Regions from separate parts of the Homo sapiens genome. Here region 2 is linked to region 1. Evidence: chromatin loops called from intact Hi-C (ENCODE). Cell type or tissue: chondrocyte. All regions are shown on one strand. Each heading gives the region's core, and the rest is flanking DNA. Links, peaks and the distances in the headings are about the cores only.

Region 1 (15,706 bases), core at 3,842-11,841:
CATGCTCTATTGTCTCAACAGACCTCACTTACAAAACACAAACTCAAAGATAAAATTTAATAATAAAATAAATTAAATTAAGAGCAGTAAAACCCAACTGAGGGACCCTTCTGAGCCCAGAGCCCTGTGCAACTGTACTGGTGGCTTGCCCATGACACCAGCCCCATCACTTAGCAACACTTGACAAGAGCCAGAGACACCAAAGCACTTGCCATTGTCCCTGCCTCTTTAGCTTGTCCTGTTTTTTTCCAGCCCTCCAGTGGGGTCTAAGTTTGCAAGCTCTAGATTCAACCACTATAATGCAGGGACTACCTTTCACCTTTTAAGCTTGAGTCCAGCATGTGCACATCAGGCTGCTCAATGCATGCTTGTTGCATTTAATAGACTCATATCCACAGGAGCCCCCATCTTTTCCTTTCACTTTCACCAGTTGGTGGTTGTCTTCTCCTTCCCCAGGCTGCCTAGAGTTATCCTAAGAAGCACTTAGGTCTCCTTTCTCCTAAATGACTGGGGTCTAGGGACATCTTTCCAGCTCTTACTGCCAGGAGGCTGCAGGCTATAGTTGTCACCTCTTCCATGTGCAGAGGGCTACAGGAGCCACAGCAATGTGTTCCCATGGTCATTTGCTTCTGTACACTTTGCAAAAGTTAGATATTTTAGCAGTTAAGATGCTGCTTCTTTCCATTCAGACGTCTCTCTGTCTCACTTCCCTTCTGGTCAGGTGGCACTGGAGTGGCCATGGCATTTAGGGGATCTGGCTCAGGGTCATTGAGTTGGGCGTACATTTAGGGTAGACTTTGGGGGATATGTGTAGGTGGTTTGCAGACATGTAGGTAAATAGTTAACCTACTGCTGGCAGAAATTCACAGGCAGAAGTAGGGTTGAGATTTGTCTGACTCTGATGGTGCTGATCTAAAAATGATCCTCTATTGCCTTTTATTGCTTAGTGACCCCTCATCAGGTCTTTGACTCCCCAAATTAAGGACAGGATGGTCCATCCTCAGCCACTTGCCAACATTTGACATCCTTTTGCATCTCCCTAATGGACTCTGGTCTTTTTGCCCACTGCTGTCTATTTGTCCATTGCTCTCTGTCCATTGCTGTCCATTGCTCTGAGACCATTGCTCAGACTTTTTGCCTTTGCTGGAGAGTGTTTTTCTTCATGCTCTTCCTTCAACTAAAATGACCATGCCCAATCATATCTGCACTAATTCCTTGCTGATTTCACCTGAAATACAGACATTAATGGAGATAACATACAATTTATAAATATATCTCTAAAAAAGTATATCAAAGACAAACTCATTAAGAAGTGACATTAATTTTTCAGTTTTTAAGGTTAGTTGCGGTGAAAAAATCTTGAATGCCCCAAATCCTATAGCTTTTGTATGAAAGAAACATACAGATTTCCCAAAATTTGGCAATAATTCTGACAACTTACTTGCCACTGCCAACAAAGAATCATGAGGCTGAAAGAAACTTTTATAAACAATCAATAATAAGATTCAAAAATAAAAATAAAGATCAACCATATCAGAGACAATACTAAATTATTTTTCCTTTTTTTTCTATAGAAAGATATTATAAAAGTGTATTATAGATAGGCCAAGAGAATGTTGCAAAAAAATTTGGAAAAAAGTATTACGGAGTCGTGTCAGGCACCCAATTAATAAAAAGCGTTGCTTTTTTTTCCCGGAATTGTATATGTCTATGTATTTGTCAGCATTTAAAAACTTATAATTTGGCTTTTAAAAATCATTCTAATAAATCTTGCTTTCATACTTAACTTTTATTTAATGGATTATATTTCTTGAAGAATTTCCCCAATTGCGTAAGTTTTAGATCCCAAATCTGGATCCTGATGGGTCCTAGACAGCTAGTATCTGAGGAGAGAGAACCCTCCGGTCACTGATGTTTCTGGGAAGACATGGAAGAGTCAGCCAAAGTTGGAGGGGGGTAACTGAATCAGAGTTCAAGGTCAGCAGAAGAAAGACAGGGATGAAAGTTGGAATGAAGAGAAAGGCCTCAGGGTTTCCCTTTAATCAAGAGATTAAGTAGGGAATTGTTAATAATAAAATCATTACTGGGCCTAGTGGCTCACACTTGTAATCCCAGCATTTTAGGAGGCTGAGGCAGGAGGATCTTTTGGGGTCAGGAGTTTGAGACCAGCCTGACCAACATGGTGAAACCCCGTCTCTACTAAAAATACAAAAAAAATTAGTCACCCGTGGTGGCACATGCTTGTAGTCCCAACTATTTGGGAGGGTAAGGCAGAAGAATCACTTGAACCAGGGAGGTGGAGGTTGCAGTGAGCCGAGATTGTGCCATCGCACTCCAGCTTAGGCAACAGAGTGAGGCTCTGCCTCAAAAGAAAATAATAATAATAATAATAGGCCAGGTGCAGTTGCTCACGCCGGTAATCCTAGCACTTTGGGAGGCCAAGGCAGGTGGATCACCTGAGGTCAAGAGTTTGAGACCAGCCTGGCCAACATGGTGAAATCTCCTCTCTACTGAAAATACAAAAAGTAGCCCGGCATGGTGGCGGGTGCCTGTAATCCCAGCTACCTGGGAGGCTGACGCAGGAGAGCTGCTTGACTCTGGGAGGCGGAGGTTGCAGTGAGCCGAGATAGCACCACTGCACTCCAGCCTGGGTGACAGAGCAAGACTCCATCTCAAAGTAATAGTAATAATAATGATAATAAATAAAATAAAATTATCATCATCATCATCAAAAATAAAATAATGACTAAATATATATTCATTAACTGTTTTACTTTAACTCAATGCAAAGGCACCTTCATCTGGCAGGTGTAGGGCAAGGCTAAAGTCTTCTCTCGAAGTCTGAGTCCTCTAACAGAGCTGCTTCTTTGGCTTTTTGGTGTAAACCACAATGAAGAATCCTCAACCCATAATGCGGATTTCTCAAACGTGGAGGAATGACTTTCAAATATGGAAAATGGGAAGTAATGGAGTGCAGTATCCTTCCGGAGCATTAACTTCTTCCCTTCATATTTTTCAGTTCTCTCACCAATCTGTAATTCAACAGCTCAACAGCAGGCTGTTCTTTGATTGACTTGCTGTTAAGTTTTCCAAGGCATTCAACCTTGTTATCATAGAAACTGCTCTTTTCTGTACTCATATTTCATCAGTTTATAGGTTATTCACAGAATTACATAATTGTTAACATAAGTGTAACTGATGGACACAGATCCGGAGGTAAACACACCTGACTCAGGTACCTGAACAACTCACTGGGCAGATGTGGGCACATGCCCTGGAGGGCTGCTCTCCAGCCTGCGTGGTCCATGGAGTATGAGCTTTACGTGTGTTTTCCTGGGAAAAAGGAGATTATGGTTTATCTAGTAATTCATGGGTGGAACTAGGTGAAGAGAGCACCTGCCATAATGGTAAACTGAGCAAAAGGAAAGTAGTAAAAAGAGGTGCAGAAGGAAAGATTGCTGAACCTCAGCCCACATGCAGACAATGAACGTGGTTGGAGATTCCCATTCTGCCAAACTGCCCAAGCTGTGCACTAGGTTAGTTATGAACTATTGCCATAAAATGAATTTTCTGATAAGAATATTTTCTGTAGGAATATTGAGGAGCCCACCGCCCTCCTTGGGTTCAGGTTAAGTTGGCTGCACAGCATTCATGATCCACACCAGCAACTAGCATGTTTCTCTGTGCCCCTTCCACCTCTTGTCTTGCTAGGTCTGACCTCCTAGTTTTGTATCCTGAGTAGGCAGGCAATCCTCAGAAAGGAGCCCATAGAATTTTCTGTAGTGACTCTAGGGTATTATGCTTCCCTGGCACCTCTCCTGGTCAAAACTAGGTATGGAGGTGGCCCCAAATCTTCCTGGGTTTTGGTTTGAACATCAGCGTGTTCAGAACCCTGACTGGGCCACTTCCTCTATCCCATATGCATGAGAGAATCACCAACAATATTTGACCTTGAACATGGAACCCTTGTGCGCCACAATGCAGCCCCTACCTACCTCGCCAGCCTCTTCCCTACCCACCTCTCCAGCCTCGAGCCACAATGGGACACCCCTCACCCCCATTCTCCAGAAACACATATGGGTTTTAGTCTTAGTCCTACACAAACAACAAAAAAAGTCATTCCTGGATTCATGCTTCCAGGACATGCTGCCTTCTGTGAGAGGGCTGTTTTTCCAGACATCCACTCTACCTTGCCTCTCATGTCCAATACTCATGAAATCCTGTTAGTTCTATTTCCTAAATATTATGTGATTTTTCTGCTTTCTCTCCACCTACCCCTTAGAACCAGCCCTCCTCCTCTCTCACCTGGACCATTGCTGAAGGCTCTCAGCTGGTTTAGTTGTCTCCCAACTCTTCTCAAGCCAACCCTTTCTTTAAGCTGAATGCAAATTCAATCATGCTACCTTCCTGTATAATGTCCTTTACGATAAATTCCCAATGCCCACAAGATAAAGCCTAAATTCCTCACCCAGGCACACAAGGCCCTATAAGATCTGGCAATTATTGTGATCAAGTATGTTTCTTTCTTTCTTTCTTTCTTTCTTTTTTGAGACCGAGTTTCACTCTGTCGCCCAGGCTGGAGTGCAGTGGTGCGATCTCAGCTTACTGCAACCTCCACCTCCTGGGTTCAAGTGATTCTCCTGTCTCAGCCTCCCGAGTAACTGGGACTACGAGTCCTGGTGCCCGCCACCATGCCCGGCTAATTTTGCATTTTTAATGGAGATGGGGTTTCACCATGTTGGCCAGGCTGGTCTCAAACCCCTGACCTCAGTTGATCCGCCTCAGCCTCCCAAAGTGTTAGGATTACAGGTGCGAGCCACTGTGCCTGGCCTATTTTTTTCTCTTAATAAATTGTGAGTTTCTCAAGGGTGGAGACTGTTCCTCTATCTTCCATATCCAGGGCACATTGTAAAAAATATTCAGATTAGGCCACTTATTTAGAAATTCATGGAAATGTTGATTGGGACACAATCAACCCTTTGAAGATATCTTCCAAAGGAAATCTTTGTTGAATTTGGCAAGTGGTTTAATTCAAGAAAGATATGTTGAAATTTTAGTTTTTAAAAAGCTTACATATAAAAAACAAGTTTTAAAAAACACAAGATATATAAGAAACAAAATTTAAAAACAAGTTTGCCCCAATTGATCTTGGTCTCAGATACCCAGAAACAATGTAGTCCTGTAAGGTCTTCCACATGCTCTAAAGATGTCCAGAAAATTCTGTCAGTGGGATCTTTGCAAGAAAAGGTATACGAGTCAAGGTGGAGCCCGATCCTTCTGCCTCATCGTCACTGTAATGAGAGGGAGAGCAGTGGAACCCATTCAGGGTCTACCAGGAGGCAGCACTCTCTTCCCTGGAAGCCTCTGAGACTGTCAACCTTCCAAGAAGGTGACTCTGGAGGGACAGGGTAGGATTATGTCATATTCCTGGAATAGTGTAGCAAAAGTCCCCCTGTTTATGCACTCTGCTGAGATTCAGGTCTGTGCTGGCACAGGACAGAATGTTCCAGCACAGGATAACTATGTTACAGTGCCAGTTATGAAAGCAGGGGAGTGTCTTGTGTTGGGGGCAGAGCAGTCTTTGACTGCCACGCTAGGTAAAAGGCCACCACGAAAGCCTTCTTATTTAGTCTGAGCTTTCACAATTCCAGGCTCTTGCCAGTCTCAGGATTTTTCTCGTGAATGAACCAGGAAGGTCCAAGGTAGGGTGAGCAAGGCAAGCTAGCCAGGGATAGGAGCAGGGCTAGTTTGTAGTGCAGGCTGCCCTGCTGAGGGGAGCAGCCTCATATGAGTCCAGGAGGCAGTCAGCATGATTCACCGAGCCTGTTGGAGGCTAGTGACTTGAGCTGGTGTTTCATAAGGCTCTGCATGGGCAGTTTTCCCTCCCGGATTCCTCTCCATGCAGCTGCAGACTGAGGAAAATCAAAGCCACAGCTTCTGCTGGGATTTGCATGGGAAAGTTTCCCCCTTCCCTGGGAATGTCCTTTCAGTTCTCTACACCCCGTGGCTTCGACTATGTTCCACAAACACTGAGCCAACAGCTTGCCAGAACCCCAGGGTCAGCGCCTGTGGAACCTGTCACCCACCTGCAGCTGCAAGTCTTGGGATATGCGTGAGACCTCAGACAGCAGTCTGCCTGCTGGGTGGAGGTGGGGGGTCCAGGCCAGGATGGGCTGACTGGCAAACATTCCCAGGTAGGGTGACCAACTCATCCTGGTTGTCCCAAGACTTTACTGCCTTTAGCACTAAAAGAATCATATCAAAGGAAATTCCTCAGTCCTAGACAGAAGAGGACACCCTGTCCCCTGACTCTCTAATCCCCGGCAGTGGTGTGCCTGCTGACCTGCCCAAATAGTTGTACTTATCCTGAGCTGCTGATTCACCTTGTGGACAGGGTGGCTCAATGCAACTGATGGCACTTTCCTCTTTGGCTGGCTCCTAGAAAATTCATTTTAAAATTTATTTTATTTTATTTTTGAGACTGGGGCCTTGCCAGGCTGGAGTGTAGTGGTGCGATCATAGCTCACTGCAGCCTCAAACTCCTGGGTTCAAGCCATCTTCCTATCTTAGCCTATGGCATAGCTGAGACTACAGATGTGTGCCACCACGCCTGGCTAATTAAAAAAAAAATTATTTTGGTAGAGATGGGCCTTGCTATGTTGCCCATCAGGTTTTGAACTCCTGAGCTCAAGTGATCCTCCTGCCTCAGCCTCCATAGTCGCTGGGACTACAGGTATGCACCACCACATCTGGCTAATTTTTAAAAAAATTTTTGTAGAGACAGAGTCTCTCTATGTCGCCCAGGCTGATCTTGAACTCCTGGCCTCAGGCATTCCTCCTTGGCCTTCCAAAGTGCTGGGATTATACACATGAGCCGGCTGCTGGAAATTTCAGAGCCTAATTTGTACCTCTCCCTAACGAATTATATAGGAATGAGTAGGTGCAATTTGTGTGTTAATCTTTCTCTTAGCCAATCCATCTCTCCTTAGCATCTATTTGTCTTCTTTTAATACTTACTATAAAACACACCTTCTCTTACATCATTGGCCGTAGCTTTGTAACCATTTCAAATTATATTTCAAAGACCTACAAATTGTTAGGCCCCTCTCAAACCTCCTGCAGGGAAATCTTTCCTATCTGCCCAAGACCCTTCTTTGAGTGTGTCTGGCCTTGGCCAGGAGGCACCATTGTAACAAAATAGACCTGATCATGCACTTGGGGAAAAATCACTAATCCTTAGTGTCTGCTGTTATGAACAGAGGTATTTTTAAAAACGTTAGAAACATGTATAGGCCTTTGCTGAAATTACGATCAAATTCTGTACCTGCTTAACAATTTGTTCCATCACAGTGTAATGGCGAGCGTGCGCCTGGCTGCTCCCCCAAATGATCGCGGTTGGGTTTTCTGTACAGTTTTCTCTCCAGTCGAAAGATAATTGCTTTCCACACATAGGAAAATCTAAGCATAGAACCAGGTGTTCAGGTAGCTTGGGCTGAGCCAAATGAAACCAGCCACAGGCAGGCTCTGTGAAAACAAGATTTAGCTTGCATGACAGCTACTGTTTCACTGGCTTTGATGAGGTGTGAGCGATGTGTATTTCACAGGCCACAATACGGCTTCGAGAGGGAGCCTGAACTTCAGTGTCTACTTCCAGTTCTTTGCCCTTGGCTGTTTTGATTTTCAGTCTGAGAGGTACTCCTGGGCTAATTCACTTTTTTCTCTGGCACTCGTAGAAAGAATCCAGGCACTATTCGGCACAGTAATTTGAACATTTTTCATTTAGGAGGATCTGGCCATGGGACCAAATCCTGGGACCAGTGAGTCTTGGAAAAATCACTTAGAAAATGTATCCAAGGCCTGTTTGCTAAAATCATTCCCTCTTTTCATTTATCTTTGCAGACATTTCGCTTCCTGTCTCATAACAAATTCAAATAACAAATTCAACTTTAGGTCTGAAAAAATGTGAGCTGTGACCACAATATATTGTTATCTGAATTGTCCAGATGGTCCAGGAAAAAAAAAATTGAAGCTTATTTGATTGATTTCTCTAACTTCCCAGACAGATTATGATTCATTGGGAAAATGTTCCCTGTGGTTTTCTAGAGTATTTTCAAGCAATAGCCGTGCCGAAGGAGCTTCAGGGTATGAAGACTAGTTTCTAAATGATACATAATAAACCCTGTTGCTTGGCAAAGTTTTCATTTTGAAATCTGAAACCTTTACCATCTCCAAGTTTCAGGATAGCAAAAGAATCTCAACTGATTTCACCAAAATCAATTCCTGACCTTTGACCTTTATTACAAACTGTAGCATGAAGTCTTTGCCCCACTCAAAAGTATACAATTTTTTTTCATGAATCATTGTGGTTCGTTCAGAAAAACTTGGCCAAGGCATGAGGTTTATGTCCAGTTTAGAACACTTGTGCCAGATATGATACATTCAACATGATGTGTGGTTTCCTCTTTTTTTTTGAGACGGAGTCTTGCTCTGTCACCCAGGCTGCAGTGCAGTGGGGCACTCTCGGCTCACTGCAACCTCCACCTCCCAGGTTCAAGTGATTCTCCTGCCTGAGCCTCCCAAGTAGTTAGGACTACAGGCACCCGCCATCACACCGGGCTAATTTTTGTATTTTTAATAGAGATGGGGTTTCACCATGTTGGCCAGGCTGGTCTTGAACTCCTGACCTCAAGCAATCTGCCTGCCTCGGCCTCCCCAAAGTGCTGGGATTACATGCATGAGCCACCATGCCCGGCTGGTTTTGATTTCTTGAGAAATCCCTGTAACGGCACCTTGAAACCCCACCAAGCCATTGTGAGGAGCATTTAAGCCAAACCAAGATCCCTGTTTAGGGTTTGATGTTGGATTCTCCTGGCAATGTGGGTCTTGTCTACAATACAGTTGGTGCACACTCCCATAACCCACAGCAGCACCCGGCTGGATGAAAAATGACTCTATCCAAATGATGGGATGTGTTCTTTCCCAACAGAGGCCCACACGGCTCTGCGAGCCTTCTTCAGGGAAGCTCTGTAGTGCCTGAGCTGTCATCCTAGCCCCATGAGAGAAAGGACAGGGAAGGGGGTTCCACAGCCTATGCAGAACTTCAGGGGAGGGGTGGTGGCCAGGAATGTTCACCTCTTCCCACAGGCCTTTATAGATGTCAGGACATGTCTGGACAGAATCAATAATTAGATTTATCTGGGTAGGAGGCGGTACTTTTGCACGCATACACACACACACACTTTTTTGGGAGGCTGAGTAGGGGAGAGAGGAATGAAACACAGTATTATTCTTGCAGATACAGAGCTATAATGATGGCGTTGGAATAGCTGGCAGTGGGAGAATAATCTGTGAAACTGAAAGGAGCTGTTCCTCACTTTTTGTTTCCCCCTTTTTTTCTTTTATTGATATGTAATATTTGACATGTTTCTGGGGTACATGTGTGTTACCTACTTCTAAGGTTAGACAGAGTCTTGATAGCTCAGGATTTTTTTAAAGCTAGGTGTATGGTTGATTTTAATGGTAATATTTCATTTGCAACTCAAAGGATAAATGCTTGAGGGGATGGGTACCCAATTCTCCATGATGTGCTTATTTCACATTGCATGCCTGTATCCAAACATCTCAGGTGTCCCATAAATATATACACCTACTGTGTACTCACAAACATTAAAAATAAAAAAAATCACTACTTCTTAATACTATATCTAAAATCTTAGCACCTCCCCAAATGCTTTCTAATTCATCGCCAGGCTATGCAATTGTTATAGTTTCCATCCCTGAGGGTTAAGTAGGATCATGACTCCCATCACAGGGATAAGTAACCTAAGGTTCCGTGGATTTTGTTTGTTTTCTAGAGCAGGGAGCTCTATTCTTTTAGGCTTTATCCACTTGCAATTTCTTCAGCATTTGTCCTGCTTGTCATAGGGTTTAATTTCCTCTTCTTTTCCTCCTTTCTCTTAGACATGTGGGCTTAAAGCCATCCCTCACTGATCCCTGCTAGCAGATGAATATATCGGAAGGTGATGAGTACGAAGGAGCTTGGCTGCCAGCCAGGCGGTGTCGGAAAAGGATGGGAATTATGTTGTTGTGAACCTAAAGCTGCTCCAGGAAAGTCTATCGAAAAGTTAAAAACATTTAAATAAACAAATAAAAGGATGAGAATGTTGAAATGCTAAAAGATCAGTGGTGTGTGGGATTCTTCGAGCCCTGCAGTTTCAACACATTTGAGGTGGAAGGGCCAAGATCGGCCTGCCATAGCCCTTTGTTTAGAGGATGTTCAGCCAGTGGTGACTCCACAGGCCTGCAGCCTAAAAGCCCAGGGGCAGATGCAAAGGCAGTCTAGACCAAAGCGTTGTCCCATGCCCGCACAGGTGCGGACAAGTCCAGGAACTCGCCAGCTGTTGCAGCTCTCTCAGAACAAATACAGCCATAACCATTGGAGGGCCAGCAGGCAGCCTCAGCCTGCAGAGAGGTGGGCTCCGTCACTCCGGCCTCCTTGTCTCTCCTCCAGTTTGATAGAAGCCCCACCCCCGGTCTAATATTACAATCCATATAGCTTGTGTCACCAGCTTGCCTATTTCCAGTAAAAACCAGGTAGCAAATCTAGGCTCAGTAGTGTGTGCCTGCAGTCCCAGCTACTCAGCAGGCTGAGGCAGGAGGATCACTTGAGGCCAGGAGTTTAAGGCTGTAGTATTCACGATGATGCCTGTGAATAGCCACTGCACTTCAGCCAGGGTGACACAGCGAGACCTGTCAAAAAAAAAAAAAAAAAAAAAGCAAAAACAAACCAAAAACAGGTAACAAATAGAAAATTTGTCACAATCCCTTTCAGGACAGTCAACATTATAACATTATGATTAATATTTCTAAAGGGGACAGACAAATGCTGGTTGTCTCTGTCTGTGAAGAAGTGTATGTTATATTCAGTGGTATGTGTATTCAGTCACATATATTCAAGGTGGCTGAACTTCACAGAACCCAACTATATTAGTCGGTCCTTGCGTTGCTCTAAAGAAATAACAGATTGGGTGATTTGTAAAGAAAAGAGGTTTGATAGGCTCATGATTCTGCAGGCTGGACACGAAGAATGGTGTTGGCATCCACTCAGCTTCTAGGGAAGCCTCAGGAAACTTACAATCAGGTGGAAGGTGGAGAGGGAGCAGGCAAGTCAATGGCAAGGCAGGAGCAGGAGGGAGAGAGGAGGGGAGGCAGCACACGCTTTTAAACAATCAGATCTTGTGAGAATTCACTCATTATTGCGAGGACAGCACCAAGGGGATGGTACTAAACCATTAATAAGAAATGTGCTCCCAGGCCAGGCGCGGTGGCTCACGCCTGTAATCCCAGCACTTTGGGAGGCCGAGGCAGGTGGATCCCTTGAGGTCAGGAGTTCAAGATCAGGCTGGCCAACTTGGTGAAACTCCATCTCTACTAAAAATACAAAAAATTAGCTGGGTGTTGTGGTGCACGCCTGTAATCCCAGTTACTCAGGAGGCTGAGGCAAAACAATCGCTTGAACCCAGGAGGCAGAGGTTTCAGTGAGCCGAGATCGTGGCACTGCACTCCAGCCTGGGCAACAGAGCAATACTCCGTCTCAAAAAAAAAGAAAAAAGAAATCTGCTCCCATTATCCAACCACCTCCCACCAGGCCTCACCTCCAACATTGGGGATTACATTTCAACATGAGACTTGGGTGGGGACAAATCTACAAAGGATATCACCTATTAATATCCCCACTCCCACCCCGGGTGGCCGGGATCCCAAACAGCAAAAGAAGAGTTTTAAAAGTTGGGGAGCATAAGCAGAACTGAGGGATTCATCTTGTTTTGGAATAGTGTACACAATGTGTAGATCAAAGACATGCAAAAATACATGCTCATTTGATAGAAAATCTTGGGAATTTTCGCTTTTTTTTTTTGAGACGGAGTCTCACTCTGTTGCCCAGGCTGGAGTGCAGTGGTGCAGTCTCGGCTCACTGCAACCTCCACCTCCTGGATTCAAGTGATTCTCCTGCCTCTGCCCGTCTCAGCCTCCCAAAGTGCTGGGATTACAGGTGTGAGCCACTGAGCCCCACCGGAATTTTTCTTTATAAGATACCGTGGCAATGATGAAAGTTTGTCTTCAGTACCACAGATTTGGTGACCTTCAGTTTTGTAAAGCAACTGTCTTCAAACACCCTGGCCTACACCTTAAAAGTATTTTGAAAAATTACATTCCCCCTTGCACATTTCTAAGTTGACATTTAAATCCTTTTCTTCAAATATTTAAATAACTAAAAAAGATAGAATTTCCAGCAAAATGTAAACACTGGCATTTAAAAAAATGACTTCATTACTCTTTAAAATATATCTGATGGAATATAAACACAAGGGTGATTTGATACTCTCACTACCATCTATTTAAAAACCATTAATATTCTCTTCTTTAGCTGTTGGCAATTTAATATCTTTATATTGTATTTCCACTCCTCTTTCACACTGAATTTTATTCCAAGAAAATATAATTTTATAAATTAAAATTTGTATTAATTGCCCATCCTACTTCCTTGTCACAGAAGTATGTATAAATATGGACATTTAAGAAATTATTTTGGCCAGGTGTGGTGGCTTATGCCTGTAATCAAAGCACTTTGTGAGGCCAAGGTGGGCAGATTGCCTGAGCCTGAGCTCAGGAGTTCGAGTCTAGCCTGTGCAACACCGTGAAACCCTGTCTCTACTAAAACACAAAAATGCTTAGCCAGGCATGGAGGCACGTGCCTGTAGTCCTAGCTACTTGGGAGGGTGAGGCAGGAGAATTGCTTGAACGCGGAAGATGGACATCGCAGTGAGCTGAGATTGTGCCACTGCACTGGGCAACAGAGTGAGACTCTGTCTCAAAAAAAAAAAAAAAAGAAAAGAAAAAAATTATTTCTTCTGAATTCAGTTATGATTTTAATATTAATCTACATTTTGATTAAAAATACATTAAAGGCTATGCACAATGGCTCATATCTGTAATCCCAGCACTTTTGGAGGCTGAGGTGGGAGGATCACTTGAGCCCAGGAGTTCGAGACAAGCCTGGGCAACATAGTGAGACCCCATCTCTATAAAAATTGTTTTAAAAATTAGTTGGGCATGGTGGTATATGCCTGTGCCTGTAGTCCCAGCTACTCGGGAGGCTGAGGTGGGAAGTTTGCTTGAGCCCAGGAAGTCAAGACCACAGTAAACCATGATTGTGCCATTGCACTCCAGCCTAGGCAACAGAGCAAGACTGGGTCTCAAAAGAAGCAAAACTATACATTAAATAAATTTTAATTAAAATAATTACTAAAACATCATTGGAAATGTACCCTGATAAGATGGCTAGGAGTGTCTCAGTGCCTTCATGAAAGGACATCTTGCTGATGCCAGTATTTCTAATGATCCCTTTCTTTGGTAACCCAGGGTGGCAGATAGACTCTAAGATTGTCCCAAATTATTCCCGCCTCCTAGAGTCCATGGGCTTGTAGAGTCCCCTGCCAAAGTGTGGTTGGAACTGTAACTTGCTTCTAGTTAACAGAAACAGCAAGGGTGGGTACAAAAATACAGTTAGATAGAAGAAATAAGAGCTGGTGTTTGATAGATCAGTAGAGTGACCATAGTTAATAATAATCTATTATATATTTCACAATAGCTAAAAAAGAATAATTCAAATGTTCCTAGCACAAAGAAAGGATAAATGTTTAAGATGATGGATACCCCAATTACTTGGATTTGACCATTACACATTATAGGAATGTATCAAAATATCACACTTACCCCAAAATATGTGCATCTATTACGTATCAATAAAAATAAATAAATACATACATACATAAATAAAGGGGGGAATCAGAATACATCAAGGGTGTGTGATGAATGTTATGTCTGTGATTATGCAACAGGAGATGGGACTTTCCATCTTTCTAGCAGGCTTTCTCGACTCTCTCCCTTATTGACTTTGTTGATGTAAGCCTCCATGTGGTAAAGCCCTTGTGGCGGGAACTCAGGGCAGCCTCCGGCAACAGCCAGCAGGGAGCTGGGACTCAACAACCTGCCAGGAAGTGAATCCTGCCCAAACCACATGAGCTTGGAAGTAGATTGTTCCCCAGTGGAGCCTCAGATGAGACCCCAGCCTGGCAGACACATTGAATGCAGCCTCTTATGAGGTCCTGAAGCAGAGGACTCAGCTAAGTTAGGCCTGGACCTCTGACCAACAGAAACCATGAGAGAGTAAATATGGGTTGTGTTAAGCCACTAAATCACCCACTTAACACACTGGGGTCAATGCACTAGAGGTTAGCACTATAGCAGTAGTTGGGATGGGGGAAGGGTCTGACCTTCCCCTATAAAGTGGGAGAAGACTGTGAAGGGGAGGTATTTTCATAATGTTTCCATCACGAATGTTTTGTTCCAAATATCTCAGAAAGCAGTACATTCCAAGATTAAGAATCTGGAAATTGCCAGGTGCGGTAGCTCACGCCTGTAATCCTAGAACTTTGGGAGGCCGAGGCGGGTGGATCACGAGGTCAGGAGTTCAAGAACAGCCTGGCCAACATAGTGAAACCCTGTCTCTACTAAAAATATAAAAAATTAGCCTGGCGTGGTGGTGGGAGCCTGTAGTCCCAGCTACTCAGGAGGCTGAGGCAGGAGAATGTCTTGAATCTGGGAGGCAGAGGTTGCAGCGTGCCGAGATCGCACCACTGCACACCAGCCAGGGCAATAGTGCGAGACTCCGTCTAAAAAAAAAAAGAATCTGGAAATTGATGCTCTTAAATCTGTAGTGCCCAAGTGCCCCTTGGGAAGTTTCTTAAACCCCAGAGGTTGGTGTGGCCCAGTTTGAAGACGGTTGTAAAGCTTGAGCCATTATGATTCCTCCTCCCATACTGGGGGAGGAGTGGCCGTACTCAATGACCAAAGGGGTGTGCACAATGTGCCCCTGACCCTGTGCTCCAGTCCTGCCTCTGCTTGCAGGGGTTCAGCCCTCTTCCACGTCATCTGGTCAAATTCCATTCCAACGGGACAGGGCCTTATCAAACATCTACTGTGGTTTATACACTAACCCAGGCATTGGAAAAAAGGACAATGGTGATTGTGAAAGGGAGTGGCCCATAGGAGACATTTTGTTCTGGGAAGTCTTCTCAGATAACCACACTACGACCATCCTTTGCCCCGTCTTCTCTAAACTCCTGAAATGCAGGCTGTGTGCCACACACCTTGGAACATGGCCACGCATGGACTCACATGGCTTACTCTAGTTGTCTAAATGGCAGTGCTGTCTTCCTCAACAGTTTCCAACTATGCTCCTCTGGGCAGGGATTTTTTTTTTCAAGAGACAGGATCTGGCTCTGTTGTCCTGGCTGGGGTGCAGTGGCATGATCATAGCTCACTGCAGCCTAGACCTCCTAGGCTTAAGCAATCCTCTCGCCTCAACTTCCCAAGTAGCTGGGACTACAGGTGTGTGCCACCATGCCCAGCTAAGTTTTAAAAAATTTTGTAGAGAATCGGGTCTTACTATGTACCCAGGCTGGTCTCAAACTCTTGGCCTCAACTGATCCTCCCCCTTCGGCCTCCCAAAGCACTGGAATTACAGGCATCATATCTTAAACAAGCAAACAAAAGATTTTCAATTTGAAAACAGTTACAAAATAATAGTTTAAGTAACTTTTAGTAATATAGTCGTTTATATTTATTATAGAACATTATTAAA
Region 2 (15,706 bases), core at 2,733-10,732, 170 kb before region 1:
GGGGCCGTGTAATGATGATGTCCCGCCAGCCACTCTTGCTGTTGAGCTGATTCTCTCTTCTCCCTTTGACCTCTAGAAATAAGAAGAAAAGATCAAACATAGAGGCAGGAATGAGTTTCACTTCACAATCTCTATGCTTTATTTAGTTTTAAAGTTAAGATTTGCTTTATAGGCCAGGTGCAGTGGCTCATGCCTATAATCTCAGCACTTTGGGCTGCCGAGGTAGGCGCATCCCCTGAGGTCAGGAGTTCGAGATCACCCTGGCCAACATGGCAAAACCCCATCTCTAGCAAAAATACAAAAATTAGCCGGGTGTGGTGGCGGGCACCTATAATCCCAGCTACTCCGGAGGCTGAGGTGGGAGAATCGCTTGAACCCAGGAGGCGGAGGTTGCAATGAGCCAAGGTCACACCACGCACTCCAGCTTGGACAACAGAGCCAGACTCTGTCTCAAAAAAAAAGGATTTGCTTTACATAGGTAAGAGCAAGCCACTTTCCATTTGCTGCTTAGTCTTGGGGATTGGATAGTGTTCTCCCAAATTCACATTCACCTGGAACCTCAGGATGTGATCTTAGTAGGACATAAGGTGATTGCAGATGTACTTAGTTAAGGATTCTGAGATGCAATCATCCTGTATTTTAGAATCATCCCTAAATCCAATGACTGGGATCCTTATAAGACAAGGAGAAAACACAGAGGGACACAGAGAGAAGGAGCTGTGAAGATGGAAGCAGAGATTGGAGTTACACTGACACACATCAAGGGGCACCCAAGGCCATCAGAAGCTGGAAGCGGCAAGAAAATAACCTACTCTAGAGCCTTCAGAGGGAGCAGGGTCCACCGACACTTTGATTTTGTACTCTGGCCTCTAGAACCGTGAGAGAATAAATCTCTTTTGTTATAAGCCACCCAGTTTGTAGTACTCTGTGATGGCAGCCCTGGGAAACTGATAGAGACAGGAAAATACAACCTGTCTGCCCTTTATGGAAAGGGGAGAAGTAAGGAACACTCCTGCCCTCCTTCACTCTGTGTAGGTCTCCTCTGCTTTAACTTCCTGCATAGAACTCATCACAATCATAATCAAACACGAATTATTTTTCCTTTTGCTTGTTTTCTGTCTCTCCTCCTGCTAGAGTGTAAGCTCTTTGAGGGCAGGGACTTTCTGTCCTGCTCACTGCTGCATTCTGCTGCCTAGAATGATGCCTGGCATATATACAGTAGATGCTCCGTAAATATTTTCTGAATTTATGAATAAATGAAAGAATGAAATAGGCAGGAGTTCTGGGGATTGTCTCATATAACTTTTCTTAGAAGGGACAAAACTGAGAGGAAAGATGAGGGCGTTCCAAGGCGAGGAACCAATAAAGGTGTGCAAAGGCCGAGAGTCACAAAGAGGAAAGCTGTTGGGACAATGGCAGATGGCGGCATTTGCTGCCTGGGGTGGGAAGGAAGAATGTGAATCTGGAATGATGCATTCGGGCCTGAGTGTGAGAGGCCTTGCGTATTGGTAAAGAAGTCGGTTGCGGCTGGGCCCGGTGGCTCATGCCTGCAATCCCAGCACTTTAGGAGGTGGAGGCGGCAGATGACGAGGTCAAGAGATTGAGACCATCCAGGCCAACATGGTGAAACCCCACCTCTACAAAAAATACAAAAATTAGCTGGGCGTGGTGGCGTGTGTCTGTAGTCCTAGCTACTCCTACTCGGGAGGCTGAGGCAGGAGAATTGCTTGAACCTGGGAGGCAGAGGTTGCAGTGAGCCGAGATGGCGCCACTGCACTCCAGCCTGGTGATAGAGAAAGACTCCGTCTAAAAAAAAAAAAAAAAGAATTTGGTTGGATTCTGAGGCAGTGGAAAGCCAATGGGTTTATTTAAAGCAAAAGAATTTTACAAAATGTTAAAGGAATTGCTTTGGAAACAGTGGCAGTGCTTGACTCAAGAAGTGAGAGGTGCCTCTGAAGCAAGTGAGAGAAGGACCTGAGGGAAAGCTGCTTCCCTCTGAAACACTGGACAGCACTGGTGAAGAACTGGGTAGGGGTAGAGAGATTAGAAAGCCACAGGCACAGCTCAGCGTGGCTCTCTGGTCTCTTACATGGGGCTGAGCCCCTGGTGCTGGAAAATATAAGAAATGGAGCAAGTTGGAGGTGGAAAACCTTAAGTTTGGGGATCCCACAGAACATTCCAATGGAGATGCCCAGTATTGGTTGGACAGAAAGGTCTGCCGCTCGGGAGAGGGGTAAAAGCCAAGGACACGTCACTGGGAGACATCAATGAACATGAAGGCAGGAGGGTGGATGAGGCCACCCCCGTTGAACATAGAAAGAAAGAGGTCCACGGACAGACCTCTTGGGAAGAGGAGTGAAAGTGAAGCCATTAGCTGTGAGCACGTTGCATTCTGCTGCATGATAAAAAGCACGTTTAAAATGCTTACGATTCTTTAGAGAAGTGCCGTCTTTTGGTATTAAGTGTTAATACTTGTAATGACACTGTTCTATTTGTCTCTTAAAAAGCTTATGCAGGCCGGGTGCAGTGGCTCACGCCTGTCATCCCAGCCCTTTGGGAGGCCGAGGCGGGTGGATCACCTGAGGTCAGGAGTTCGAGACCAGCATGGCCAACATGGCGAAACCTCATCTGTACTAAAAATACAAAAAAATTAGCCAGATGTGGTGGCGGTCACCTGTAATCCCAGCTGTTTGTGAGGCTGAGGGAGGAGAATTGCTTGAACCTGGGAGGCGGAGGTTGCACTAAGCCAAGATTGCGCCACTGCACTCCAGCCTAGGAGACAAGAGCAAAACTCGTCTCAAAAAAAAAAAAAAAAAAAAGCTTATGCAAAATGCAAAATAAACTAATATGACTAATTGTGGACAATATAGACTCCACAATGAAAAATAGATCATTAGAATGAGGAGAAACATTAGCCTTAATCATCCAAACTCAACACAGGAATCATGAGGAGCAGGCACTGAATTTGACCTAGAAAACAAACAGGGTTTCCTGTTAATGGAAGACAGTAACAAAAAGAACTTCTCAATGTTTGAAAAATATCCTTTCTCCTGGATGACAGCCAGGGTATGGTCCCAGGGCTGTTTGGTTCTTTCCTGATCAGCATAGGAAAAAAAGTATTCTTTCCTCTTTCTGCAAATCTACCCGGGTCCCTTTGTGGTTCCACAATCATTTGTCACTTGTTAATAAGCTCTTATTAAGTGTTTCATCTGGAGGAAGCAAGTGAGTTAGTCCTCTTGCTCTCTGATGTAGGGATTCACGATTCTATCATAGAATTCTTCCAAGAGAAGGATTTCACAAACAGAGGAGGAGGAAGGGCGTGTGTCTTTCCATCCACTCCCTCACCTCTCTGTGCTGTGGCACAGACTTGCAATTCCTTTTTTCATGCCACCTACTCATCTTTTAATGCTGAGTTCAGGAGTTCAGGTCACTCTGTGACTGCGACACAGCCTTCACTCCATCCACCATTTAAATACCCAGAGGCAGGGTGGGGCATCTCCTCTGAGGTCCTAATTTCTTTCCTCCTTTCCTTTTTCCTTTTTCTTTTCCTTTCCTTTCTTTCCTTTCCCTCTTTCCTTCTCTCTCTCTTTTCTCTCTTTCTCTTTTCTTTCTCCCTTCCCTTCGCTTCCATTACCTTCCCTTCCCCCCCCTCCTCCCTCTCTCTCTTCCTCCCTCCCTCTCTCTCTCTTTCTCAATTTCTCTCTTTCTTTCTTTCTTTCTTACAGGGTCTCACTCTGTCACCCAGGCTGGAGTGCAGTGGAGCGATCTCTGCCTGCAACCTCCACTGAGTTCAAGCGATTCTCCTGCCTCAGCCTCCTGAGTAGCTGGAATTACAGCTACAAACCATCACATCTGGCTAATTTTTGTACTTGTAGTGGAGATGGAGTTTCACCATGTTGACCTCAAGCGATACGCCTGCCTCAGTTTCCCAAATTGCTGGGATTACAGGGGTGGGCCACTGCACTGGCTGAGATTGTATTCATTTTCTCTACATGTGTCTATCCCCGGAACTTAATTCATTTCACAACTCTTTGTTTATCTGCATTTCTCTACTATCAGACACAAATGAGTTCCTTGGGACAGCAATCAGTGTTTGTCATATTTGCAGAACCAGTACCTAACATCCACTGCTCCCAGAGCTCAAAAACAGTAATGCTGGGCTAGCCAGGCACAGTGGCTCACATCAGTCATCCCAGCACTTTAGGAGGCCTAGGAAGGAGGATGGCTTAAGCCCAGGAGTTTGAAACCAGCCTGGGCAACATGGCCAGACTCCGTACAAAAACTGAAAAATGAGCTGGGCATGGCGGCAGGCGCTTGTAGTATCAGCTACTTGGGAGGCTGAGGCTGGAGCGTCACTTGAGCCCAGGAGTTTGAGGCTGCAGTGAACTATTATTAACGGTGGAGGGTGTCCAGGTTCTTGGCGTCTTAAACAAAGAATTGGACAAAATGCACAAACAAAGCAAGGAAGGAATGAAGGGTTTTATTGAAAATGAAAGCATATTCCAGTGTGGGAGCAGGCTTGAGCATAGGGGCTCAGAGGCCCCTTTACAGAATTTTTGGGAGTTTAAATATCCCCTAGAGGACTCCATTGCTTACTTCAGGTATGTCCTATGTAAAACGGAGACGATGAAGTAAAATTACAAAGTCATTCACCTCGTACGCCCTATGGAGAGGTTATTTCCTGTTATAGCTGAAGTGTGAATCGGCCTTATGTTCCCTGCCTTCAGACCCTATTTTCCTGTGTCACTGTGATCGCAGCACTATGCTCCAGCCTGGGTGACAGAGTGAGACACTGTCTTTAAAAACAGAAATTAAGGCCGGGTGCGGTGGCTCACATCTGTAATCCCAGCACTTTGGGAGGCCGAGGCGGGCGGATCATGAGGTCAGGAGATTGAGACCATCCTGGCTAACGCGGTGAAACCCCATCTCTACTAAAAACACAAAAAATTAGCTGGGCGTAGTGGCGGGCGCCTGTAGTCCCAGCTACTCGGGAGGCTGAGGCAGGAGAATGGCGTGAACCCGGGAGGCGGAGCTTGCAGTGAGCAGAGATCGTGCCACAGCACTCCAGCCTGGGCGACAGAGCGAGACTCCGTCTCAAAAAAAAAAAAAAAAAAAAAAAGAAAAGAAAAGAAAAAGAAAACAGTAATGATAACCAACTGCAGCCCCAGGGACTCTGCCCTGCGCATGGTTAGCCCTGGCCCGGGGCCTGACTCAGCTTTTTGTATCCGGGTCCCTTTGCCATCCACCTGCACTGCCTCTCTTGAATCTGATGGTCTGAGGACAAAAGCAAGGAGAATCCAGGAGTGGAGGAAACTGGACATGTCTTCCAGACAGAGGAGGCAGGAGAACAGAGAGGAAGTGGCAGGCAGTCATGAACCTGTGGCAAAGAAGCATCGCCCTGAAAAAGAGGGAGAGGCAATTCAAACCTGTTTGGGGCGGTCAAGCAACTCTGCCTTCTGCCCCACAAGAGGCTCTGGATCTTCCCTGTATTTGGAGAGCTGGGGATGAGGGCAGAGAGAATGGGCTTCTCCATGTATTTGCCAGTCGGATGCATTACAGCGATTACAGACAAATTCAGTCAATGAGAGAGGCGCATCCTTGCAGTTATTTAGTTAGAGAACCAGTGTGTGATAATCTTTTCTACAGCAAGACACTGTTTTTCTGTAGGGTATTCATATTTATAAAGGGTATTTCTATCCATTATTTTATTGATCCTATTGGGATACAAAATGGTTAATTTAAAAAAAAATTTTATTGTGGAAAATTTCAAACAGACACAAAAATAGACCGCATACTAGACTAGACCCCCCAAACCTAGCATCCTCCTTTAATAGTTATCAATATTTTGCCAAGCCTGTTTCATTTATCCTGTCTCTTCCTCCTTTTTATTTTTTGCTAGGATATTCTAAAGCAAGCCCTAGATAACATATGGTTTCCACAATGCTATTATCATCTCCAGCAATGTCATAATTCATTTCATCATATCATTTAATAAATAGTCGATTGTAGAAAAGGTATCCTTACCCTATTTTCATTAACCCAGAAGAAAACAGAGGGTCAAAGACAAAAGCGATTTGCTCAAGGTCACATGGCTTCAGGAAACACACTGCCCTGGAGCTGGGCTCTTCTGACCACAAAGCCCAAGGTACTTTCCACTGTCACTCTGATGCTGGAGAAGCAGAAGAAATGGAGAGTAAAGTCAATGAGCCTTAGAGGCAAGATCCAGTTGGGGTGCTTCTCAGCAGGTAACTGAGCTGCAATCCTTTGTTCTTTGTGAGACTTGCTTAGATCTTTTTCCAGAACCAACCCAAACAGCATATTATAGACAGAACATACAAACCGGGCTGCCCATCCTCTCTGAAGCCATCTCATCCTGCATGCTAGGGCAACTTGAAACCTGTGGAGAGAAACAACAAGGGTGACAAGGCTACTCAGGAAGGAAATGAATCCATGACTTCAGGGACTCTCATCTGTTCAGTAATAGTGTGAAGTCCATTTCCTATGTCCCCTCACTTCCCAGAAGCCTGGTGAGGGCTGCCAGGGGGAAGGGAAACTGTCCAGAAGAGGTGAAGTAAGATCCATGTGCTAGCAAGCATCCCCTGGAGAGAAAGGAGATGAGGCAGCCAATCTGAAGACCTCCCAGGTAACATTTCAGTTGATGATCAGATCCCATCTCCTGGCCAGCATCCCCAGCCCTGCCTGGTGTGGTCCGTCCCTGTCTACATGCTGGCTCTTTTTTGAACAAGACAGATGTTGGGGGCCGGGCATGGAGGCTCATGGCTGCAATCCCAGCACTTTGGGAGGCCGAGGTGGGTGGATCACTCGAGGTCAGGAGTTCAAGACCAGCCTGGTCAACATGGTGAAACCCCGTCTCTATTAAAAATACAAAAATTAGCTGGGTGTGGTGGTGGGTGCCTGTAATCCCAGCTACTCAGGAGGCTGAAGCAGGAGAATCACTTGAACCCAGGAGGCAGAGGTTGCAGGGCGCAGCACTGCACTCCAGCCTGGACCCAGTCTCAAAAAAAAAAAAAAAAAAAAAAAAAGACAGATGTTGGGAGTCTTCTCCCAGACAGCTGATGTTCATTAAAATCGCAGAGAATGGGGATGGCCACCACATCCTGCAGCAAAAGAGATGCAGAAAGCATCCAGGAGAAGGACAAAAGGAAAGAAGGCACAGGATGGGGCAGAAAATAGGGCAAAGTAGCCAGAGACTGTGGGACTCCTCAGCAATGAGAGTGTTTATTTTCGTTATCCTGAGTCACCGGCTTCACAGTCTTGCCAGCTGTAAGGCTGCGTCATTCCTGATGTTGACATGTAGCCCGGAGGCAGGAAACTTCAGAATAGAGGAAAGGTGGCTTTTAAATAACAACAACCACCAACAGTGGTATGCTAACCCAGTCATGGGATCAAGACTCATTCATTGGCAGGTTCTCGAGGCAAAGGATGTTTATTTCAGAGTCCTAGAAGGCCAAACTTACATTGATACCTCAAGTGGTTTAGTGTGGGATTGAGTAGTGTAGTTTTCATTTTTCATTAGGAAAAAGTCTATTATATATTTGCCATTTTAAAAGGTTTAGTGTTAGTGCTATTACTTTATAATACACATATATACTTACATACATTCTTTGGTATGTATCAAATATATCAAAAAATTATGTGCTGCTGGGAAGCTAAAGTAGCCATACTTTTCCCTATTCTTCCAAGTCCAGTTAAAAATCCTGGATACTACATATAAAACAAACGTAAGAAAAACCTAAAAGGTGGTAGAAAGTAGACAGGTTAGGGATTTCGGGATCCAAGGAATAACACAGTGATGAGCTCTCTGGGTTTTCTGTCAATCTCATATGTCCCAGACTTGGAGCTAAAGAACCTGGCAACCTGAAAATGCCAAAGGGCACAGATAAAAATAAGAAAATTAAAATAAATAGGTGGGTGCAATGGCTTATGCCTGTAATCCCAGCACTTTAGGAGGCTGAGGTGGGAGGATCGCTTGAGGCCAGGAGTTCAAGACTAGCCTGGGTAACATAGCAAGACTCCTGTCTCTATTTAAAAGAATAAAAATAAATAAATATTAATAAATAAACCAACAAAAGTTTACTCTCACTAGCCAAAGGACCAAGAAAGAGGCAGAAGCCCTTTAGACAATAATTACTTTTTGCTCCAGTCAAACACTTCAGGAAAGACTATGTTCCTACTGCCAGCCATGTCCATGCTAGCAAAGATCAAATGGGAGGCCTGAATTTCCACCCCAACCCCCACCTGGAAGCAATGAGGTGCCCCTTCCACACACCACTGAGGAGACATCAAAGGAGGCCTAACGGAAAATCAGGACTGTCGCTTCAGCCCAGAGGTCACAAAGCCACCACCCTGTGGTATCAGTGGAGGTCACATGGAGAGGAATAATGAGGGGCTCTTACACCCTCCAGCCAGGGAGGAATCAGTGGAGGGCCAGTGAGGATCCCGGACTCTCCCACCCACCAGGTAATAATGAGGACTTCCCCCACCTTGGGTGTCAATGGGAGCTGAATGGGAAGTGTGGACTTCTTCTACCTGTCAATAATGAGGTGGCATCCTCCCCTTTCTCTGCCACAAGATGTCAGAGGAAGTCGTCTAACACAGAGGGTTAAGTAAGATTCAGAGACTCATCACATGGTACTCCTGAAAATCCAAGTTTCAACAGAAAGTCACTTGTCATATCAAGAACCAGGAAGATAGCAAGCTGAATGAAAAAAAATTGGCAATCAACAATCTATAGATGCAACATCAAGAAGAGAGAAATGTTAGGATGATCCAACAAAGACTGTAAAGCAGCCATCATAAAAGTGCTTCAATGGGCAGTTACAAACACACTCAAAGCAAGTGAACAAATAGAAAGTCTAGCAAAGAAATACAAAATCTCAGCAAAGAAATAGAAGATATAAAGAAAAACCAAATGAAAAATGTTGCATGAAAAAATACAATAACCAAAATTAAAAAAAAATTCAATGGATGAGTTCAATGGCAGAATGGAGGAGAAAAAGAATTGGTGAATTTGTAGACAGAGCAATAGAAACTATACAAGCTGAGCAAAAGAGAAAAAATTCACTGAAAAATATGAACAGAGTCATAGAGACCTGTGGGACTACAGCAAAAGATCTAGCATCTGTATCATATCATGAGGGAAGGGCTGAAAATATACTTGAAGAAATAATGACTGAAAATGTCCTGAATTTGGCAAGAGACATAAAGTGACAGATAGAAGATGCTGAATGACTCCAAACAGGAAACATTCAAAGAAATGAACAAGTCACATCATAATTAAACTTCTGAAAATTGAAGACAATGGAAAACTCTTGAAAGCAATGAGAAAGAAATAACAGCTTACCTATAGGGGAAGACAATTGAATGATAGATTTCTCATAAGAAACCATCAAAGCCAGAAGAAAATGGCACATTTTTCAAATGTCGAAAGAGAATACTGGTCAACACAGGATCCTACATCCAGCAAAAATATTCGGGAATAAAAGGGAAATCAAGACAAATCAGATGAAGGAAATTCAAGAGAATTTGTTACAAGCAGAGGTACTTGAAAAGAATGGCTGAAGGAAATGCTCTAAACAGAAAGGCAATAATACAAGAAAGAATTTTAGAGCGGGGGAAGGAACAAAGAACATGGTAAGCAAAAATATGAGTTATTATATAGGTTTTCCTTCTCCTCTTGAGTTTTCTAAATTATTTTTGATGGTTGAAGCAAAAATTATAGTCGGCTGATTTGTTAGGTAGAGGAAATATTTAAGACAATTATACTTGCCAGGTGCAGTGGCTCATGCCTATAATCCCATTGCATTGGGAAGCCAAGGCAGGAAAATCACTTGAGGCCAAGAGTTAAAGACCAGCCTGGGCAACATAGGAAGGCTCCTGTCTCTAGAAAAAAAAAAAAAAAAAAAAAAAAGCTAAGGGTGGTGATGCACACATTTATAGTCCTAGCTCCTTAGGAGACTGAGGCGAGAGATTACTTGAGCCCAGGAGTTCGAGGCTACAGTGAGTTATGATTGTGCCACTGCATTCCAGCCTGAGTGACAGAGCAAAACTCTGTCTCTAGAGAAAAACAAAACAAAATAAAACCAGACAACTGCAAAAAGAGAAGGTAAAAGGGGCGTCAAGGGAAGTTAGGATTCTACAGTTCATTCAATCAGGTAAAATGATGACACTAGTAGACTGGCAATTTATTTTATATAGATATAAATATATATAGAACATAATACCTAGAGCAACCACTTAAAACTATCAAAAGAGATATACCCAAAACACCATACATAAATCAAAATCAAAATGGAATTCTAAAAAGTGTTGAAGGAACCCGTAAGAAGAAAGAAAAAAGAAAATAGATAAAGGAAAAACAGAGAACAAACAAAAACCAAAAAATAAACTGGTAGTCTTAATTTTAATATACCAATAATTATATTAAATGCCCATGGTCTAAATACAGCAATTAAAATACAGAAATTGGCAGAGTGAATCAAAAAGCATGAACTAACTATATGTTGTTGATAAGAAACTTACTTCAATCATAAAGATATAGGCAGGTTTTAAAAGATATAAAAAGATATATCATGCAAATATTATTCAAGAGAAAGCAGGAGTGACTATATCAACTTCAGATAAAAAAGACTTCACAGCGAAGAAAATTATAATAAAAGGGTCAATCCACAAAGAAGACAGAGCAATCCTTCATGTATACACACAAAACAACAGTGCTGCAAAACATTTGATATAATGGATAGAAGTGAAATGAAGGTAGATAAATCCATAAGAATAGTTGGAGTCTTCAATACTCCTTCCTCAACAAGAAGCTCTTAACATAAGAGCTTAGATTAGTGACTTGAGACATTTCCTCTTTTAAAGGTAAAATTTAGATCTAAACATTTCCCTCTCAGGAGTGCTTTAATTGTGTCCCACAAATTTTGAAACGTTATACTCACTTTGGATATTGCTCTGTTTTTCCACAGGCAAATGGTGAAAGAAACTGTGGTACATCCATACTATGGAATATTATTCAGCAACAAAAAGTACTGAACTCTTGACACTTGCAAAAACCTGGATGAATTTCCAGGGAATTATGTTGAGTGAAAAAGCCAATCTTGAAAGGTTTCATGCTTTATAATTCCATTTATATAATGTTCCTGAAAAGGACAAAATTATAGAGATGAAGAACAAATTAGTTGTTACCAGAGGCTAATGAGGGGGTGGCAGTGGAAGAGAAGTGGGCATGGCTATCAAAGTACAACATGAAATTTTCATGTGGTGGTAAAAATGCTCTCTATCTCGATGGTATCAATGTCAATATGCCAGCTATGACATTGTACTGTATCATAAGATATTCTACTATAGTTTTGCAAGATGTTTTTATCAGGGGAATCTGGCTAGAGAGTATAGGGAATCTCTCTATCATTTTTTACAATCACATGTGAATCTAAAATTATCTCCAAATAACAAGTTTGATTTTTAAAAATATGCCATGCTCCTATAGTCCCAGGTACTGGGAGGCTGAGGCAGGAGGATCACTGGAGTCCAGGAGTTCCAAACTGTAGTGTGATATGATCATGCCTGTGAATATCCACTGCACTCCAGCCTGGGCAACAAAGCAAGATCCTGTCTCTAAACATATATAATTATATATTAATATATAAACATATATATATATGTTTATGTTACATTTTCCAAAACAGATATATGTATCCATCTAATATACCCTATCTATTTACATTTATATTGGATGGATATATATGTATCCATATATGTTACTTTTTCCAAAACAGATATATTTATCCATCCAATATAAACGTATGTGTATATATATATATTTATATTTATGTTGGGTGGATATATATATCCATATATGTTATATTTTCCAAACATATATATATATCCATCATATATATATATATCCATCATATATATATCCATCATATATATATATCCATCATATATATATATCCATCATATATATATATATCCATCATATATATATCCATCATATATATATATCCATCATATATATATTTATATTGGATGGGTATAAGCATATTGGAAGATGTATCTGTTTTGGAAAATATAATATATATGAACATATATCCAGCTAATATAAATGTAAATAGATAGATTTACACAGATAGATAGATAGATAGATAGATAGATAGATAGATAGATAGATAGATAAAGGGGAAAATAAACCTCATGGGGTGCTGATATCTGAGATCCAGAGATCCGTCCCTTTCTTCAGGCAGTCTTTTTAAGTGCCCAAGATAAACTATATGGATGCCAGCTTTATCACGGATGAATTATTCTGGTAGAATCAAAGGTATCCTGTAATAATCTAGTTGTTCTCAATCCTAGCTGCAATATTAGAATCACCAGAATTGGGGGAAAGGTTAAAGAATACTGACACCAAGGGCTTTATTCTCTCTTCCTCAATCAGAATATTAATTTATTTAGTCTGCTGTAAAGCCAAGTGTTAGTATCTTTAAAGTAATTTTAAAAATCAAATTTCAAAAATACACAGAGGTAAAGAGAAACATGTGATGAGCCCCCACGTAGCCACCCATCATTCAGCCTCAATCACTGTCAACATTTCTCCAATCCATTATGTTGCTTACTGCCCTCAGCTTTTTTGGTGGTGGTTGTTAGAGTTTTAGGATTTTAAAGCAAGTCTCAAACATGATTATAATTTTGACTCTAATACTTCAGTATGCGTCTCTAACAGATAAGGACTACGCCTGTGTGTGCATGTGTGTATATGCACGCATATAATGCTGTTATCACACCTAAAGAAATGAACAATAATTTCCTTTTTTTTTTTTTTGAGACAGAGTCTCGCTCTGTTGCCCAGGCTGGAGAATAATTTCTTAATAATATCTGATAACCCAACTGCAAGTTCAGATGTCCCTGACTGGCTCAAAAATGCCTTTTTACAATTGGATTGTTTGACTGATTGAGTTAGAACCATGATTCAAACAAGATCCACACATTTTATTTGGATGAGAGCCCTCTAAAGCTCTTTTAATCTGTGCCAGTCCCTTCTTGTATTTTTCCCATTCATTTGTGGAAGAAATCAGGTCATTTGTTTATAGAATATTCCATCTTCTAAACTTGCCTTACTGCTTCCACGAGGCTGTTTAACTTGTTCTTCAGCAGTGACATTTTAAAAGCTCCTCAAGTGACTCTAATATACACTCGTGGTTGAAATCTATTATCCTAATCCTAATCCAAGCCCACAGGTTAAAGCTCAGGAAGCAGAGATTTGGAGAGACAGAGAGACTTCCTCTCCATCACATAGCTAGTTTTTGATTGGATCCAGGTCTCCTAATTTACAATCCAGTGGTTTCTCCCACTGTGCTTTGCCTTTGAAAGATGACTGCAGCCCATTCATTCATTCATTCATTGGTTCACTCACTCATTCATTCATTTGACACATATTTATTATGTGCCAGACCTTGGGACGAACACTTGGGAAACAGTAGGGAGGAAGATAGATGTATCTCTGCTTGTTTAAATCATAATTTTCCAAAACAGATTTCTAGTCTCTTTCTCTACAAAAGTACCCTAGACATTTAGGCATGTTGAACCAAGTTATTGCTCAGAATTTAATGTTCTGGTTTCAAAATGTATTTTGCTAAATAAGATGGATTATTATTTAATACATTTTCTGTAAAAATCATTCTTAGTCATAGTGATGATAAGCTCCATGATGATTAAAGATGCTTCCATTCTATATGACATACTAAGTAACAGGGTGACGAATTATGCTCCCAGGGAATCCAGCAATTGTGGATATGGGAGCAATTTCAGAGAGCCAAGGGAATCTTCCCTCAATAGGAGGTGAGTGAGGGTCTCCTGGGACTCTCACAGGCATGGCCTTCCTTTAGGGCCGAGAGTCAGGAAACCTGTTTAGATATTGCAAACCAGGGCCTGGCTCAGAAACCACAAAATAAGTGATACCTCCACCACTAGTAAAACTTCGCAGTGACTTTCTAGAGCCCACAGGACAGAGTCTAACCCCTTGGTATGACAGGCCTTCCATGACCTGGTCTCTACCCTCCTTCCCTGGTCAACCTCCCAGGTACATTTCTCACTCCAGCTGTACTGAACTGAACTCTTCTGAGGTTCCAAGCCCATCTATTTCACTCATCCTCCAGGCTCTTCTCAGAATGGCTGGCAAACTCTTACTTCTTCAATAGTCAGCTCAATCATGTTCTTCTTTATAAAACTATCCTTGATTTACTCAAGCAAAGTTGAGTCCTCTTCCTCTTGCCACGATGGTGCCAGAATTTCACCTTGCTTGCTGTGCGTGTTACACTGCAGTGCAGTGACTGCTTAAAGGTCTCTTCCTTTAAGACCACGCAGCAGCTACCATGTTTCTAGCTGTGGTTGTCAAAGTGTGTTCCCCAGACCACAGCTTTAGTATCATGTGGGAACTTACTGAAAGTTCTTTACCCATACCTCCTAAACTAGGGATTCTCGAGGTAGGGTCTAGCCTTCCAGGTGATTCTAATGCACATTCAGGTTTAAGAACCACTGGCTTAGTACAATGCCTGGACTGAACAGGCGCTCCACTTACAATGTGTCTATTGACCTGAACTAAACAAACTCTTACTTCCTCCAGAGGAGTTAGGCAAGTCTGATGATATTATCTTGAGCTACCAATAGAGTCCAAGCCAAGGTACTTCAGGGTTCTTCTCAAAATCCTATAAAGAGGTGCTTATCTGTACCAGCAGGCACTTCCCATGTTGTCTCTCCCCTAATATCTGACTTTGATCTCCTTTAATAATAACTGCACTCAAGGTTACAAAACTTCAGATTCCCCCTTTGGCTGTAAGAAGCTAGACAGACCGTCCCTTCCATGTGAGATAATCATCCACAGCGCTTCAATGGCCCTGTGATTTGTGTTTCCCTGGACTCTAGTTTGGTTGGCCTCACTGCTTAGTCAACAAGAAATAAAAGGCCGGGCATGGTGGCTCACGCCTGTAATCCCAGCATTTTGCAAGGCCAAGGCAGGCAGATCACCTGAGGTCAGGAGTTTGAGGCCAACATGGTGAAACCTTGTCTCTACTAAAAATACAAAAAATTATCTGCACATGGTGGTGGATGCCTGTAATCCCAGATACTCAGGAGGCTGAGGCAGGAGAATCGCTTGAACCCGAGAGGCAGAGGTTGCAGTGAGCCGAGATGGTGCCATTGCACTCCAGCCTGGGCAACAGAGCAAGATCCTGAATAAAAAACAAAAACAAAAAAAAAAAGAAGAAAAGAAATAAAAAATAACATTTTCTGGCAGGGTGAAATGGTTCACGCCTGTAATCTCAGCATTTTGGGAGGCCAAGGCGGGTGGATCACTTGGGCTCAGGAGTTCCAGACCAGCCTGGGCAACATGGTGAGACCTTGTCTCTATAAAAAATACAAAAATTTAACCAGATTTGATGGTGTGTGCCTGTAGTCCCAGCTACTCAGGAGGCTGAGGTAGGAAGATCCATTGAGCCAGGGAGGTTGAGGCGGGAGTGAGCCATGATTGCACCACTGCACTCCAGCCTGGGCCACAGAGCAAGACCCTGTCTCAGTGAATAAATAAATAAATAAATAAATAAATAAATTTTCTCTTCTTCCCCTAAGTCCAGGATATTTTATTTTGAAGATATACCTTTAACATGAGTATGTGTGTTTGGGGACAAAAAGT

Evidence for each region. Peaks named below come from ENCODE experiments on the same cell type or tissue, not always from the same donor. Only the 100,000 strongest peaks of a DNase experiment are listed, where the experiment ranks them.
Region 2: it touches region 1 in a loop (6-fold over the local background); 2 of 110 quality-filtered maps call a loop at or near these places.

What each region holds. Positions count from the first base shown.
Region 1 is chr10:29,941,518-29,957,223 of GRCh38, forward strand. It overlaps LOC124902403 (a long non-coding RNA gene), which reads left to right and starts at 5,629. Exons shown (of 2, transcript XR_007062101.1): 1 at 5,629-6,194; 2 at 9,961-10,177. In chondrocyte, for the core only: a CTCF peak has its summit at 6,381; DNase peaks (open chromatin) are centred at 6,091 and 10,330.
Region 2 is chr10:29,777,264-29,792,969 of GRCh38, forward strand. LOC105376475 (a long non-coding RNA gene) reads right to left here and starts at 7,258. Exons shown (of 3, transcript XR_930788.4): 1 at 6,337-7,258; 2 at 6,025-6,169; 3 at 4,465-5,398. In chondrocyte, for the core only: no CTCF peak of the experiment used is centred there; no DNase peak of the experiment used is centred there.